Regions from separate parts of the Homo sapiens genome. Here regions 1 and 3 are each linked to region 2. Evidence: chromatin contacts called from ENCODE Hi-C or POLR2A ChIA-PET data. All regions are on one chromosome and are shown on one strand. The core of a region is the stretch at or near the end of the contact, and the rest is flanking DNA. Distances in the headings are between cores, read along the strand shown.

Region 1 (4,329 bases), core at 1,573-4,072, 720 kb after region 2:
CAGGGAGGGGAGTGGTGGAGCCAGTCGCTGTAACACTGAGCCTCAGAGACGAACCAAAACCAGCTGGGCTGAGCTCAGATCCAGGGGGAAATGCTGGAAGTCAATAAAACTGAGTTTTGAGAGCTTGGTGGTGTGTTGTGTTCTTGGGTTCCTACTTTCCGGGGTGGCCCAGGAGGGCCTCTAAGGGACAGTGGGTGACACCTCAGGCCTCACACCTCCCTTTATGCCCCTACAGCTAGAGGTGCAGGCCTTGCCAGTTGAAGGCAGAAATGCCCTCTTTGACCAGGCTGCCCTCCCCAGGTATGTTATGGAACCCCAAGCAATGCTTCATTCTTTGCTTTCACCTCTTGGGGGCCTACAACTGGCTTTCCCTAGCAGCCGATGTTCCCCTTATGAGTGGCCTCACCCCCTAGTACTCCACAGCACAGCTAGGACCATACTCAAGTTAAGACTTAACTGAGGCTGGGCGCGGTGGCTCACGCCTATAATCTTAGCACTTTGGGAGGCTGAGGCGGGCAGATCACTTGAGGCCAGAAGTTTGAGACCAGCCTGGCCAACGTGGCAAAACCCCATCTCTACTTAAAAAAATACCAAAAAAAAAACCCCCCAAAAAACAACAAAAACACAAAAAGCTGGATGTGGTGGTGGTGCATGTCTACATGCCTATAATCCCAGCTACTCGGGACGCTAAGGCAGGAGAATCACTTGAACCTGGGAGGCGGAGGCTGCAGTGAGCCAAGATCAAGCCACTGCACTCTAACCTGGGCAACAGAGTGAGACTGTCACAAAGAAAGAAAGAAAAAAAAAAAAAGACTGAAAGCACAGAAAGCTGAGAACACACAGTGAAACCTTTAAACTGTACCTGCATGAGGCCCACAGACTAAGCCCCTGGGTAGGTTTCATTGGCTCAGCCCGAGGTGTGAGCCAGTGGCATGTGGTGTGGCATGAGTCCAGCCCACCCAGGGCCCAGGCCCCAAACTCATCAGGGCCCACGGAAGAAAAAGCCAGGTACCCCTTCCCTTTCATCTCTAGCCGCTGTGCTGGGACAAGCACCTTTCCGTTGTCAGGCAGGGCCAGGTGGCTCCCCAGGCCTCTCTTCTATTCCAGGACAGGCTCTTGCTTCACCGTCAATCACCAAAGGGCCTCTACTATATTTTTCTCAAAGTGAAGAAGCAGCCTACCCTGAAAGAGGAATTTCAAACCTCCATCCTGAGTCGGGTGGAAGTTTGCAAATGGCTGTTTCTTCTACGTCTGTCTAGCCCTTGAGATGGCTATCACTGACACTGAGCCTCAGCAGAGCGTGGGTGAGACAGCGGGAGGGCCTGTGGTCTGCTGGCGGGTCCCTTCACTCCTGCTCAGGGCAGATGGTGCTTGCCCTGTTTTTTAATTAAGGAGACTGAGTCTCAGCACAGGTAAGTAGCCCTAACTTCCAAGTAGCCCCAGGCCTAAGGCTCTTTTTGCCTTATTTCATGTCCACCCCATTTGTCCAAGGACACCTCCTGACATGCAGGTGAGTGTGCCTTCTGGGACTATACAGGGTGGAGGGTTCTGGGAGCTGGGGTGAGACAGAAAGTGTCCTTTATCCCCAGGGGAACGCCTGTCCTAGCATCTCACAGGCCTAGCCTAGACTCACTGGCAGAGTTTTGCTATAGTTTTGCCTAAGGTGTGGCAGACACTTTGCTAATATCACTTTGTTCAGGCCTCACCTCAATCTGGCAGCAGAAGGGCACAAAGCAGCTGCCAAGAACTGAGAGGAGGCTAGGCGCGGTGGCTCACGCCTGTAATCCCAGCACTTTGGGAGGCCAAGGCGGGCAGATTGTCTGAAGCTCAGGAGTCCAGACCAGCCTGGGCAACATGGCGAAACCCCGTCTCTACTAAAAATATAAAAAATTAGCCGGGCTTGGTGGTGGGTGCCTGTAATCCTAGCTACTCAGGCGGCTGAGGCAGGGAAATCGCTGGAGCCCAGGAGGCAGAGGTTGCAGTGAGCCGAGATCGCGCCACTGCACTCCAGCCTGGGTGACAGAGCAAGACTCTGTCTCCAAAAAAACCCCAAAAACAAAAAAAGAATTGAGAGGAGAGGTAGTAGAGAGGAGGTTAGTCAGCCAGGTGCAAACTCTAACTCCACCTTACAATCTTTTTTTTTTTTTTTTTTGAGACAGGGTCTCACTCTGTCACCCAGGCTGGAGTGCAGCGGCACACTCTCGGCTCACTGCAAACTCCACCTTCCGGGTTCAAGTGATTCTCCTGCCTCAGACTCCCAAGTAGCTGGGATTACAGGTACCCGCCACTACACATGGCTAATTTTTTTGTATTTTTAGTAGAGACAGGGTTTTGCCATGTTGGCCAGGCTGGTCTCGAACTCCTGACCTCAGGTGATATGCCTGCCTCAGCCACCCAAAGTGCTGGGATTACAGGCGCGAGCCACCATGGCCGGCTAATTTTGTATTTTTAGTAAAGACGGGATTTCTCCATGTTGGCCAGGCTGGTCTCCAACTCCTGACATCAGGTGATCTGCCTGCCTCAGCCTCCCAAAGAGCTGGGATTACAGGCATGAGCCATTGCACCTTACAATCTTACAAGTTGTGTTACGTGTTACCACAAGCAAGTTCTGTGCCTCAGTCTTTCCATCTGTAAAATGGGACTCATCATGTAAAGCACCTTGGAGACTGCTGGCTGCATAGGAAGCCTCGTTCTAACGTAGTGTTCCCACCTAGAAGGGCCTTACTGGCAGCTGGCGCTCTCCTGCTGTGCTCTCTGCACCTCCTGAGAGACCAGCAGGGACCGGCTCCGGGCTGAGGCTGGGGCTGGAGTCCAGATGCACAGCGGACAGAAATGCGTAGGAGTCTGGGTTGCAGCTGCACAGACAACACACTAACTTTATTCACACTGGTACAAAAGTAGTTTTTTCTAGAAATGTTCTCTTGCGCCAGAAGGAGAGAGGTTGAGCAGCGCATGGTGGGAGGGTGGTGGGAGGAGGCTGGGCGTGAGGCCAGGGAGGGCAGAGCGCCCAAGTGTGAGTCAGAGGCAGGCCCGGGGCTGAGAAGCAGGGGGAGCCGGGTGTGGCGACCCTCCACCCCATTCTTCCATACTGGAGCATAGGGGGACACACACAGATGTTCAGGGAACTCCCAGAACCCCAGGAGAGCTACAGGAGAGCCAGGCCAGGGAATGTAGGCAGGAGAAGGCTCTGGGTAGAATTGCTACCCATGTCCTTTCCTCTCCTCCTGGCTGCAGCACCCCCATGGGATGCCCTGGGCTCTGGGATGCCCCAGGCTCTGGCATGCGAGGCTGGGCAGGCGTGCCCCTTCTGGCTTTCCCTTCCTGACTCTTCTAGGAAGGGCTGAGCATGCCCAAGAGGTGGCTGGTGGGGCAGTGAGGAGTGGGTACACAGAGATGCTCACACAGGCAAAGAGGGACAGAGGCTGGGCTGCCCGCCAAGGGGCCCCAGGGTCTCACTGGGGCAGGGCCTTGAGGATGGCATTCACTTCCTCCGCCACGGCTGTCAGGGCAAATTCAAACTGGTCCTGAGGAAGGGCAGTGGTAGGATGGTCATGGAGAGGGCTGACCTGTGCTCTGCCCTCAAGATGGGGGGCTTTTGGTGGGGGGAGGGCCCTGGGCAGGTCCCCTGGGAGGAAGGGAGCCCTCCTGGAGGAGGCGCAGAAGCAGGTGGGAAAGGTTGGCAGCTGCTGCTTTCCCTGGGGTGGCCAAGAAGTGGGTGCTAGGGAAGGGTGGGAGCTGGGGTTGGGGCAGGAAGGCATGGTCACCTTAGAGCGGACAAGGCCAGGCCGCTGGTCACGGACATGCTCCAGGGTGGCAGCGATGTCAATCTCCTTCACTCCTGGAGATGGAGGTGGGGATGGGGCTGCTCAGGGGGTGTCCAGAGGAGGACAGGACCCAGAAAACCTGAGGCCTCCTGGAGGCAAAGAGCCTTGGAGGGCTGGGCAGAGCCTGGAGGTTGACAACCTGCTCCTTCTGAGCTCCCAGGACCCTGTGTGCTGGGGAGCCTCTAAAAAGGGCCTGGGGGCTGCGGGCACCGTGGGGAAGCTCCCTACCTTTTGCCATGCGGTTCAGGACCATGTCGATGAGGATGTAGGTGCCGGTCCTCCCCGCACCATCACTGAAACAGGAGTTAGTGACAGGTTTAGCTTGAGATGCAGCAGAAAGGGGGAGGGACGGAGGAGGCGAGGAGGCCTGGAGGCCTGGGGGAGGGGAGGACACTGGGTGACCCGTTGGGGTTGGCTTGGAGAGGGACAGTGAGCCGAGGATGAAGGAAAGCTCATAGCACCTGCACGCTGGGACTTGGGCCTTGAGAGGGGAGTCTGTGACCTG
Region 2 (4,144 bases), core at 516-3,015:
CTTATAACAATAACAATTAATGCTTACTGGCCATTTACTCTGTGCCAAGTGCTTATCATGGTTATCTCACTTAATCCTCATAACAATCCAATAGGCTGAAAATTACTATTTCCATTTTACAGATGATAATACAGGAAGCCAAGGCAATCAAGTCCAGGTTTTTTAAGGACTGTGGCTTAAACTAGAAAAGTGACAGTGAAAATGTACAGAAAAAGATGCAAGACACGTATTGGAAGTAGGATAGAACTTGGAGAGAGTAGAAGTCAAGAATGCCTCCCAAGTGTGTAGCCTGTGTCATGTGCCACTTAATAAACTGGGACACTGGAGAAGAAAGAATTTCGATATGGAGAGAAAGATCAAGGCTTTGGATTTGGCTGTGTTGCATCTGAAACTCCTAAGAAAAAAATCAAGTTGAGATGTCAAGCAGACAGCTGGCTATCTAGATGTGGAGCTGAAAACAAAGGGAATAGGCTGGAAATAACAATTTTTAAGTCATCAATATATAGATCAAATTTAAAGCTTAGGGAGGAATATAAGAGTAAAAGAAGAGGACCTAGGACTGAACCCAAATACTCATTTTACTTCATCAAACATCTTTAAGACAAGTGAGTACTTTTATATCACTGGGTTTTTCAGTCCTCCTTCCATTTTACCTTTCAGCAGAATGCAACACTACTGATGACTTTTTTCATGGCTTGCAAGACGCATCCTCCTCTATTGGTTATTAAACAGCAGGAATTCGTCAATGCTCCATCCTAGGTGCCTTTATTTTACAGCACTATACTCTTTTTCGGCAATTTCATCCACATCCATGGCTTCAATTACTATCAATATGGCAGATGACAAACACATACACACACCGCGCACATTTACGTACGCAGCCCAGAACTCTCCTAAGATCTCCAAACCCACTATATCCAACTGCCTACTTGACATTCCCTCTCAGGTATCTCTTCCAGTTAGACACTTGTCAGGAATTGCCACCTCAATAAAGGAATTTATACAGAGCTGAAATTTTGAGAGGAATACCCCAAAACCACTTTAGGACAACTCTTCAGGACACAGGATTTTATCATCAATCATCATTTCCTTTCATGGATCATGACTTAAAATAGTTACATCTAACAACCTGATCTGGCGGCTAGAAATGGGCGCAAGGAAATGCACAACAAAAATACAATTCATGTTTTGCAGTGAGGACTGGTCAAGAGGAAGGTGAAGATGGTCAAGAGAGTGAATGAGTATCATGTCCAAGGCCTGGTGGATGTGCCGTAACGAAAGTCACCTGAAGAGACAGCAGGCCCTGTTAGAAGGTAAGAGGCGAACGACAACAGCCCCAGAGAAAAGGGGCCAGGTTTGAGTTTCGGAGGGAGCGAGTGGCAGTGGAGACCAAGTCAAAGGAGAGGTGGAAGCCGGGGCAGTGCACCCAAAGGTAGTACCTGTGAGGCTGGGGGTGCATCGAGGGGTTGTGGGCGGGCTGAGTAGCAGCAGGGCGAACTCCAGAGGAGTGAACGCCGAGTGGGCGGATCGCACAGAAGGAGGAGGAGGTAGGGAAAACGGCTCAATTGAGAAGCTACCCCGGCCCGCCTTACCTGCGCCGAGGGTCCGGAGCCCCCGGACAGACCCGCGGAAAGCACGGAGCCCGCGAGGAGTGGGAGGAGCCGAGGGTAATGGAAGTAGGGATACCGAACCCAAAGGAGGGAGGCCGCTAGCTACCCCTAGTCAGGGAGAGCGGCTGATGGCGGGAACTGTGACCACACGCAAACACGCACGCACGCACGCACACTCGACGCGACCAGACAGGCGCGTGCGCGTCAGTCGAAAACTCCGCCCCTCACACGCCCTCGCCCCGCCCCGCCAGTACCTAGAGCGGCCTAGCCCGGGCAGCCCCGCCCCTGCCGTGACTGTAGTAGGCACGCGCACTTTCCACCTCACCCGATTTCGACGCCCCCCCACCATTTCCCTCCTACGCAACCCAGTCGGGCATGCGCAATAGTTGTCTTGCCGGGACTGTCCATCTTTTCCCGCCGTTCACTGGCTTTTGGAGGAGGGTCAGAGTTCACGCCGCTCTCTGGAAATAACTGCTCAAAGCCAGAAGTTGCGGGGACTAGTGGTCGCGGACGTCCTTCCGGTCCTAAATCTTAAGGGGCAAAGGACATACTCTGGGACTGTTAACTAGGCCCTGGAGGCGGGAAGAGGATGTGTGGGTGGGGTCAGGGGTGAGAGGTCAGAGGGCCGCGAAGTGGGCGGAGCGAGCCGGAGTCGGATGGCGGCTACGGCGGCTCATTGTTTTCCGCTGCAGGGGTGCTGAAGGGGGGACGCGGGTCGGACGCGTCCGGCTGTGGAAGAGAGCGGCGGCCGCTCACAACATGCACAGCCTGGCGACGGCTGCGGTGAGTGGCTGGGCCCCCAGGCTTGGAACCAGAATCCTTTCTCAGACCCACGTTTCGGCCTTCTCTCCTAATTCCCGGTGTCGGGTCCCTAGTCTGATTTTTTTCTGCCCTCAATCTCCAAGGCCCCGGTTCCCCTCCTCGGCACGCTTTGGTTGTGGTGGAGCCGGCCCCTATTTCCTTGCCGGACGCCTCTCGCGGCCTTCAGCGCGACCCATCGCGTTCTTTGCGGGCGCCGGGGCCTGGTCCCACGCCCGTAGCAGGCCATTCATTGATTTATTGCGCTGACCAACAGTTTCAGGGCGCCAGTTGTGTTCTGGGCGCCGGCGTCGATGAGGGGAATTCCATGGTCAATCTGACGCGGCCCCTGCTCTTAGAACTCACCACGTCGCAGCGGGAAGGAAATGGCTTCTAGTTCAAACCACTTGCTTTATTTATGGAAAACCTGAGGCCCGGAAAAGTGCATAATTTTTGCATCTGACTTAGGTTCTCTGCATTTAAAACTTTTCCTCGACACATCTCGTTTTACCCGCGTGATCTTTTAACAAAAAAGAAAGATAGTGTAATTCAGCTATCCGAAGTAATCCTACTTCTCTTGGCATTTAAATAAAATCTAGACTCCTTGCCATAGCCTGCACGGCCCTGTATGATGTGGTACTTAACCCACGTTTATAATCTCGTTTTATGTCTCTTGCTCCTAAAGCTTCAGCTACTCTGGCCACCTAACCCTCTGCAACGCGCTTATTTTTCTCCAAGATGCACTTTGTGGTCTCTATGCCTGGAGTGAATGTTCTTCTTATCCCTCCTCCTTTACATACACAGCATGAGTGTAATTGGTACCTCTTCCTTGAACTCTCCTTCCTCTCCTTAAACTGTTTATCCAAATCCATCTTTCTTCAGGTCTCTGCCTAAATCGGTCTCAGAGTGGCCTTCCCTGACTATCCTCTTCAAATTAGTTCCGCAGCCTCTAACTTTAGTAGAGTACCCTTTACAGCCCTGATCCCCGTGTAATTATTGTATTCGTTTATTTGTTGTCTGTCTCCTTGAGGGCAGGGACAGGGATCATGTGAGCCCTGTTGACGTGGTTTCCCCGGTGCCAGGACAGTTCCTAGTACAAGATTAAAGACTCAGATACTTTGCTGCATGAAAGAATATTGAAGGGAAGGTGACCACTGAAAGAACATTGCCATGATGGGGAAAGGAGATCATTTGATTTGAGCATACCTGCCTGAAGACCAATTCTGCTTTTTCTGTTTAACCAAAGGGAAATGATTTAAGGAAAGTAATGTACTGAAATTGTATTATCAGGCAAAATGACGTAATTACTAAATAAAGCACCAAAAATTGCCATACGTTTAAGTACAAAAAGTGAAAAATTGAGCCAAGTATGACTAAGCTATAGAAAACTGCTTTTTGAGATTTGATCTCCATTGTCAGTTCCAGTGCTGTTGGTATCTCTGCCTCCTTTCATACTGTTTCTAAGTGTTTGTAACTATTCAATGTAGAGAGTATCTTTTATATCTCAATTAGGTCATTGCAATTCCCCTAGCTTTTTTGTTCCTTCTCCCAAATTATATATGTAACGTGGGGAAAAGCAAGTTGAAAGATGAGTGTGCTGCTATTAGGGGAAAGACAGGTTAAATAAGGGAAATTATTCTAAGGTTGACTTGTCCATCTCTCAAAATCTGATTGTGTCTTCTCCCGAATTTTATCTTCGATACTGAGCCACTCTTTTCCCTGTGCCTTCCCAAACT
Region 3 (4,713 bases), core at 54-2,553, 930 kb after region 2:
TAATGATTTGCTCAACGTCACACTGCGAGTTTAAATGCATCTGTATTTAGTGCCGGGTATTAGCCGGTGAGGTGATGCCCTGCCTCATCTCCGGGTCCTTCACGGGGTTTCGCTCCCCTTTCCTTCCGCTAGTCCCGACGAAGATTCAAAAGGGACCCGACAACACTAAGGCGCGCAAAGGCACCACCGTGACGCTGACTGCGGAGATCCTGGGAGAGCCTGCGCCCGACGTAGGCTGGACCAAGGACGGGGAGGACATCGAGGAGGATGACAGGCGAGGGCCGGGACCTGCGGCACGGCCAGGGCCTGGGGCTGGAACCTGGGTGGGACTGAGCCCAGAAATCTGGCTGGAGTGACGGGGGCGGGGACTGGGCAGCGAGGAACAGAGCTGGCTAAGGAGCCCCGCCCAGTGCGCCCGTGTACTGACCACGGCTCCGCCCTCCTCCCCGCCGCCCTTCCGCAGGGTGTTCTTCGAGATCGGCAGCACCACCACGACGCTGACCATTCGCCGGGCCACGCCTCAGGACAGCGGCAAGTACGAGGTGTACGTGGAGAACAGCCTGGGCATGGACCAGAGCTTCGCTCGCGTCGACGTGGCCTGAACGGCACCCCCGGACCTTCCGCCCTGGCGCCGAGCCCGGGGGTGGTGGGACCCACAGCCCTCCACCAGCTTGCTTAATAAAGCTGCTCTCTGACCCTCCGCGTCTGTCCTGCTCTTCCGCGTCGCCATTCCCTCTCCCCCGCACCAGCGCCCACACGTATTCCAGACCCCCACGCCAAGGTCACAGCCTGTTGGAGTCACAGGGAGGTCTGGAGAGCGCCTAGCGCCGTGCTGCATTTCAGACAGTCAAACTGATAAGAGTTGCCCTCGCCGTCCAAGGCGCCCTCACTTCCCAGCGGTACCGCCGGCTGGGCCTGGGACTCCGCCTTCTCCGCTTTTGAGCGCCTCCAGCCCCAGCCCCTTGTGGCTGTTTGCCCCTGGCCCCGCCCCTTCCAGGGCTGGCCACACACCCCTGCTGTCCTTAGTCCCGTTTTCCTGTGGGACCCAGTTCCTCACTTCGGCTGCTGCCCCGAGGCCGATTCCCCAACAGCTCGGGTCCCAGTCTTAAGTTCCAGGCTGGGCTTCTCAGGCCCCACCCTTCTTCGCATTTAACCCCGCCCCGCGATCCCTTGGTCACACCCCTGGACTTCAGCACCTCTTTCCTCTCCCATAAAGTTAGAAAGCGGGTAAAGGGTCAGACTACAATTCCCGGCAGACCCTGCGAATGAGTTCTCGCGACTTGCGAGAAGACACGTGCGCGGAAGGAGCTTGCAGTAGCGGGCGGCAGAGCTGGAGTGAAGGGAGCTAGTGGTAAAGGGAGCTGGTGGAGGGGTGGCGGCAGGGGTAAGGGGCAGGGGACACCCTCTAGACGGAGAGCGGGCTCCGAGGTCCTGGCTGGCCCTCGGTGCGCCCGCCCCTGTGTTGGTCCCACAATCCCTGGCAATGAGAGGCCAGGGTTTATTGGACAGAGTCAGTTGTGGGGTTCAGAGGGTCAGCAATCAATCAATCCTCCGAATCCAGAGATTTAGACCCAGTCGTCCGTATTAGGACTGGAGGGGGGTCAATAGGTTCAGTGTTTGAGATGCCAAGGGAACCTGTCTTTTGATTTGGGGTTCAACATACAGAGGTTAGTTTTAGGATTCATGTTTAGCATATAGAGGATTTTTGCTGGGATTAGGGGTTCTTCAAATTCAGATCAGTGTTAGTTCAGTACTTGGGGATTACGTTCAGGATTTAAGTTAAATATCTGAGGCTCACTCAGGGTTTGCTGTCCAATATTCAGGGTTCACTATTGGGGTTCAGGGCTTAATATCTAGAATGAAGACGCAACACTTTGGGAATTTGAGGCTTCAGTATTTTGAGGTTTGGGTCTGAGAAGGGAGTCTCTGCCAGGTTTCTGAATTTGCAGAATTTGTTCATGGCCAGAGGGAAGTCTTTTAGAGATCAAATTGTGGGGTGTGAATTTCAGAATTTGGGAGGAATCACTGTGAGGTTTGAAGGCCGACTGGAATCTGGGTTGGGATTTGAGATGTGTGGGATTTGTGAGGTTCTGTCCAGGCAGGGACTATATTGAGCTTTGGGTTTACATCTTGGGGGAGGGCTAAGTGCTGCTATTTGGGGTTTGGGGTTTGGTTGGGGTGTGAGATCTGAGCTTGATTTCTCTGCTGGGATTTGAGATGTGTGGGATTTGTGAGGTGTTGGGTCCAGGCAGAGACTATATTGAGCTTTGGGTTTACATCTTGGGAGAGGGCTAAGTGTTGCTATTTGGGTTTTGGGGCTTGGTTGGGGTAGGAGATCTGAGCTTGATTTCTCTGTTGGAATTTGAAGTTTAGGTAGCAGTCACCATTATGCTCAAAGCGGTGATCCTGATTGGAGGCCCTCAAAAGGGTGAGGTGCCAGGGGAATGGGGGGAGGAGGTTGGGCTGGAGTGGTAGGCGGGATGGGGGCAGAGGAAGGCAGGAGGCCGAAATGTTCTCCTCTCTCCTCTCCCAGGAACTCGCTTCAGACCTTTGTCTTTTGAGGTGCCCAAACCATTGTTTCCTGTGGCAGGGGTCCCTATGATCCAACACCATATTGAAGCCTGTGCCCAGGTAACCTCAGGGGCTCCCCTCTCTCACCTCACTTCCTGCTTATCTTCATGCTGTTTCCCCCTTTCCCAACCATGAACTCTTCCCACCAGGCATAACTCCAAGGACCATCATTCACAGATGACAATGTGAATGGCGCCCCCTCAAGTTATGCTGTGCAGCTGCCCTGCTGTCTTCCCCTAATCTAGTTTCTCATCTGGCCTCTTCCTGCTCAGATTTCACTCCTATTTTTAAAGTGTGGAATGTGAGATCAGGCAAGGATCTTGGAGACAATGTAAAGCCGTAGCATGGAGACTCTTAATGATAACCAAGCACAAATTCATATCCTTGATCACATTGTTGCTCATTTCTTTATTGCTTTTCGTATTGAGCCAGGCAAGGTTTTGGTTTGAATTCAGTCTCTGCCTGCTGTGAGGTCTGCAACAAATAACACACCCTCTCTGACACTCAGTTTCCTTATGTGTAAAATGGGGGTGATTAGACCTACCTTGTTGGGTGGTGAAGCTTAGAAATGATATTTGTAAAATGCCTAGTACAACGCAGACCCTTGATAAATGGTACCCTTACCTCATGCTGATCTCAAGCTTAGGCTGACAGATAATAAAAATGGCCGGGGGGGAGGGGGCGGGGTGGAAATGGATTAATGCAGCTTGGTAGGCAAAGTCTTTCTTAGAGTGAGTCCCAGTTCAGGTTGGTGGGGGTAATAATTGATTGAAAGATCAGGCCTGGCATGGTAGCTCATGTCTGTAATCCCAACGCTTTTTGAGGCCGAGTCAGGAGGATCGCTTGAGGCCAGGAGTTCTAGCCTAGCTTTGGCAACATCAAGAGACCCCTTCTCTACAAAAAGTTTAAAAATTAGCTAGATGTGATGGCCTGGCTGTAGTCCTAGCTGCTCTAGAGGCTGAGGCAGGTGGTGACATGGCTGTAGTCTTCAATACTCAGGAGGCTGAGGTGGGAGGATCGCTTGAGCCCAGGACGTGGAGGCTGCAGTGAGCCAAAATCATGCCACTGCACTCCAGCCTGGGCAACAGAGCGAGACCCTTTTTCACAAAAATAAAACAAAACGAAAAAAGATCAGGCCTCCGACTTCCTCCAAATTCCTCATTGTCCAGAGGAGAAAATAGCCCAGAGTGGTGAGTGCCCTGGGGCCCCACAGCTGAGACTGAAACTGGTTTCTGGACTTTGGGCCAGCACCAAGGATTTCCCCAACATCCCCTCCTATTAGATATTCTTCATCCCAGCCTCTTCCCTTGTCCTCAGGTCCCTGGAATGCAGGAGATTCTGCTCATTGGCTTCTACCAACCTGATGAGCCCCTCACCCAGTTCCTAGAAGCCGCCCAGCAGGAGTTTAACCTTCCAGTCAGGTGTTTGTGCACACACTCGTATATGGGGGGGTGGGGATGCCCTAGGCCTCTGAGTTCTTGGAAGTGGGTTGAGTCAGCATTTGCTGGAGTTCATCCTCGCCTACTAGAAGGATTCTTGTTTGGACATCAATGAATCTCTGAGTATATAGAGTTTCTCTGTGGGCCTTGGGCAGGAGTAGTCCTGGGAGCAAGCGGTGGCGGTCAGGTGCCCTGGCTCATGGTATCTGTTTCCTAAGATCCACTGAGCTGGCTCTCGGGTCCCTGGGGACAGGTACCTGCAGGAATTTGCCCCCCTAGGCACAGGGGGTGGTCTTTACCATTTTCGAGACCAGATCCTGGCTGGGAGCCCCGAGGCATTCTTCGTGCTCAATGCTGATGTCTGCTCCGACTTCCCCTTGAGTGCTATGTTGGAAGCCCACCGACGCCAGCGTCACCCTTTCTTACTCCTTGGCACTACGGTGAGGGGGTCAGGAGGGCTGGAGGGTGTAGAGGAGGTGATCCCAAGAGCTTCCCGGAATTCAGGGTGTTGGGGAGGCAGGGGCGCCCCGGGAGTTGGTGTGGGAGCTGGCGTCAGGAGGGAGATGCGCTGCTCTGGCAGCATGGAGGTGTTAGTGGAGACCCCGAGCCCTCTGGCTGTTCAGAAGTAGGGAGGGGGAGGGCAGCTGTCAGTTTCCACCCTTGCTGAAGGCCTGTCAGTGGCAGAGCTGCATGCCAGGTGCTG

The links. A loop is a pair of places that touch in the nucleus more often than their neighbours do. ChIA-PET counts read pairs that join two places held with the same protein, here RNA polymerase II (POLR2A). Pooled maps may share reads with other maps.
Region 1: a map of mesothelial cell of epicardium shows a loop between it and region 2 (16-fold over the local background). The contact joins the enhancer-like site here to the promoter of USP37 in region 2. A Hi-C loop is called at or near these places in 1 of 168 maps with a recorded cell type or tissue (mesothelial cell of epicardium) and 4 of 50 pooled maps. POLR2A ChIA-PET finds 5 or more read pairs at or near these places in 1 of 52 experiments (PC-9).
Region 3: a map of B cell shows a loop between it and region 2 (33-fold over the local background). The contact joins the promoter of GMPPA here to the promoter of USP37 in region 2. A Hi-C loop is called at or near these places in 3 of 168 maps with a recorded cell type or tissue (B cell, CD8-positive, alpha-beta T cell and naive thymus-derived CD4-positive, alpha-beta T cell), 1 of 37 single-sample maps with no recorded cell type and 11 of 50 pooled maps.

What each region holds. Positions count from the first base shown.
Region 1 is chr2:219,286,774-219,291,102 of GRCh38, forward strand. It overlaps PTPRN (protein tyrosine phosphatase receptor type N), which reads right to left. Exons shown (of 23, transcript NM_002846.4): 21 at 4,053-4,117; 22 at 3,765-3,838; 23 at 2,850-3,524. The coding sequence ends at 3,453. It overlaps DNAJB2 (DnaJ heat shock protein family (Hsp40) member B2), which reads left to right. Exons shown (of 9, transcript NM_006736.6): 9 at 1-122. Among named protein-coding and RNA genes, the nearest start is that of MIR153-1, 5.3 kb to the right of the region's middle. RefSeq lists an enhancer at 1-363. Within about 2 kb of position 2,823, at least 16 of the 41 ENCODE cell types and tissues checked have a DNase peak (open chromatin) inside an H3K27ac peak, as active enhancers do.
Region 2 is chr2:218,566,586-218,570,729 of GRCh38, forward strand. USP37 (ubiquitin specific peptidase 37) reads right to left here and starts at 1,766. Exons shown (of 26, transcript NM_020935.3): 1 at 1,593-1,766. It overlaps CNOT9 (CCR4-NOT transcription complex subunit 9), which reads left to right and starts at 2,254. Exons shown (of 8, transcript NM_005444.3): 1 at 2,254-2,393. The coding sequence starts at 2,370. RefSeq lists enhancers at 1,609-2,236, 2,237-2,864, 2,659-2,848 and silencers at 1,729-1,798, 1,889-1,948.
Region 3 is chr2:219,497,588-219,502,300 of GRCh38, forward strand. It overlaps GMPPA (GDP-mannose pyrophosphorylase A), which reads left to right and starts at 1,304. Exons shown (of 13, transcript NM_013335.4): 1 at 1,304-1,351; 2 at 2,369-2,428; 3 at 2,534-2,631; 4 at 3,889-3,992; 5 at 4,264-4,450. The coding sequence starts at 2,389. SPEGNB (SPEG neighbor) reads left to right here. Exons shown (of 5, transcript NM_001286811.2): 4 at 133-274; 5 at 464-700. The coding sequence ends at 602. All of the region lies in intron 1 of ASIC4-AS1 (ASIC4 antisense RNA 1), which reads right to left. RefSeq lists enhancers at 1-361, 362-1,179, 1,184-1,373 and a silencer at 274-353.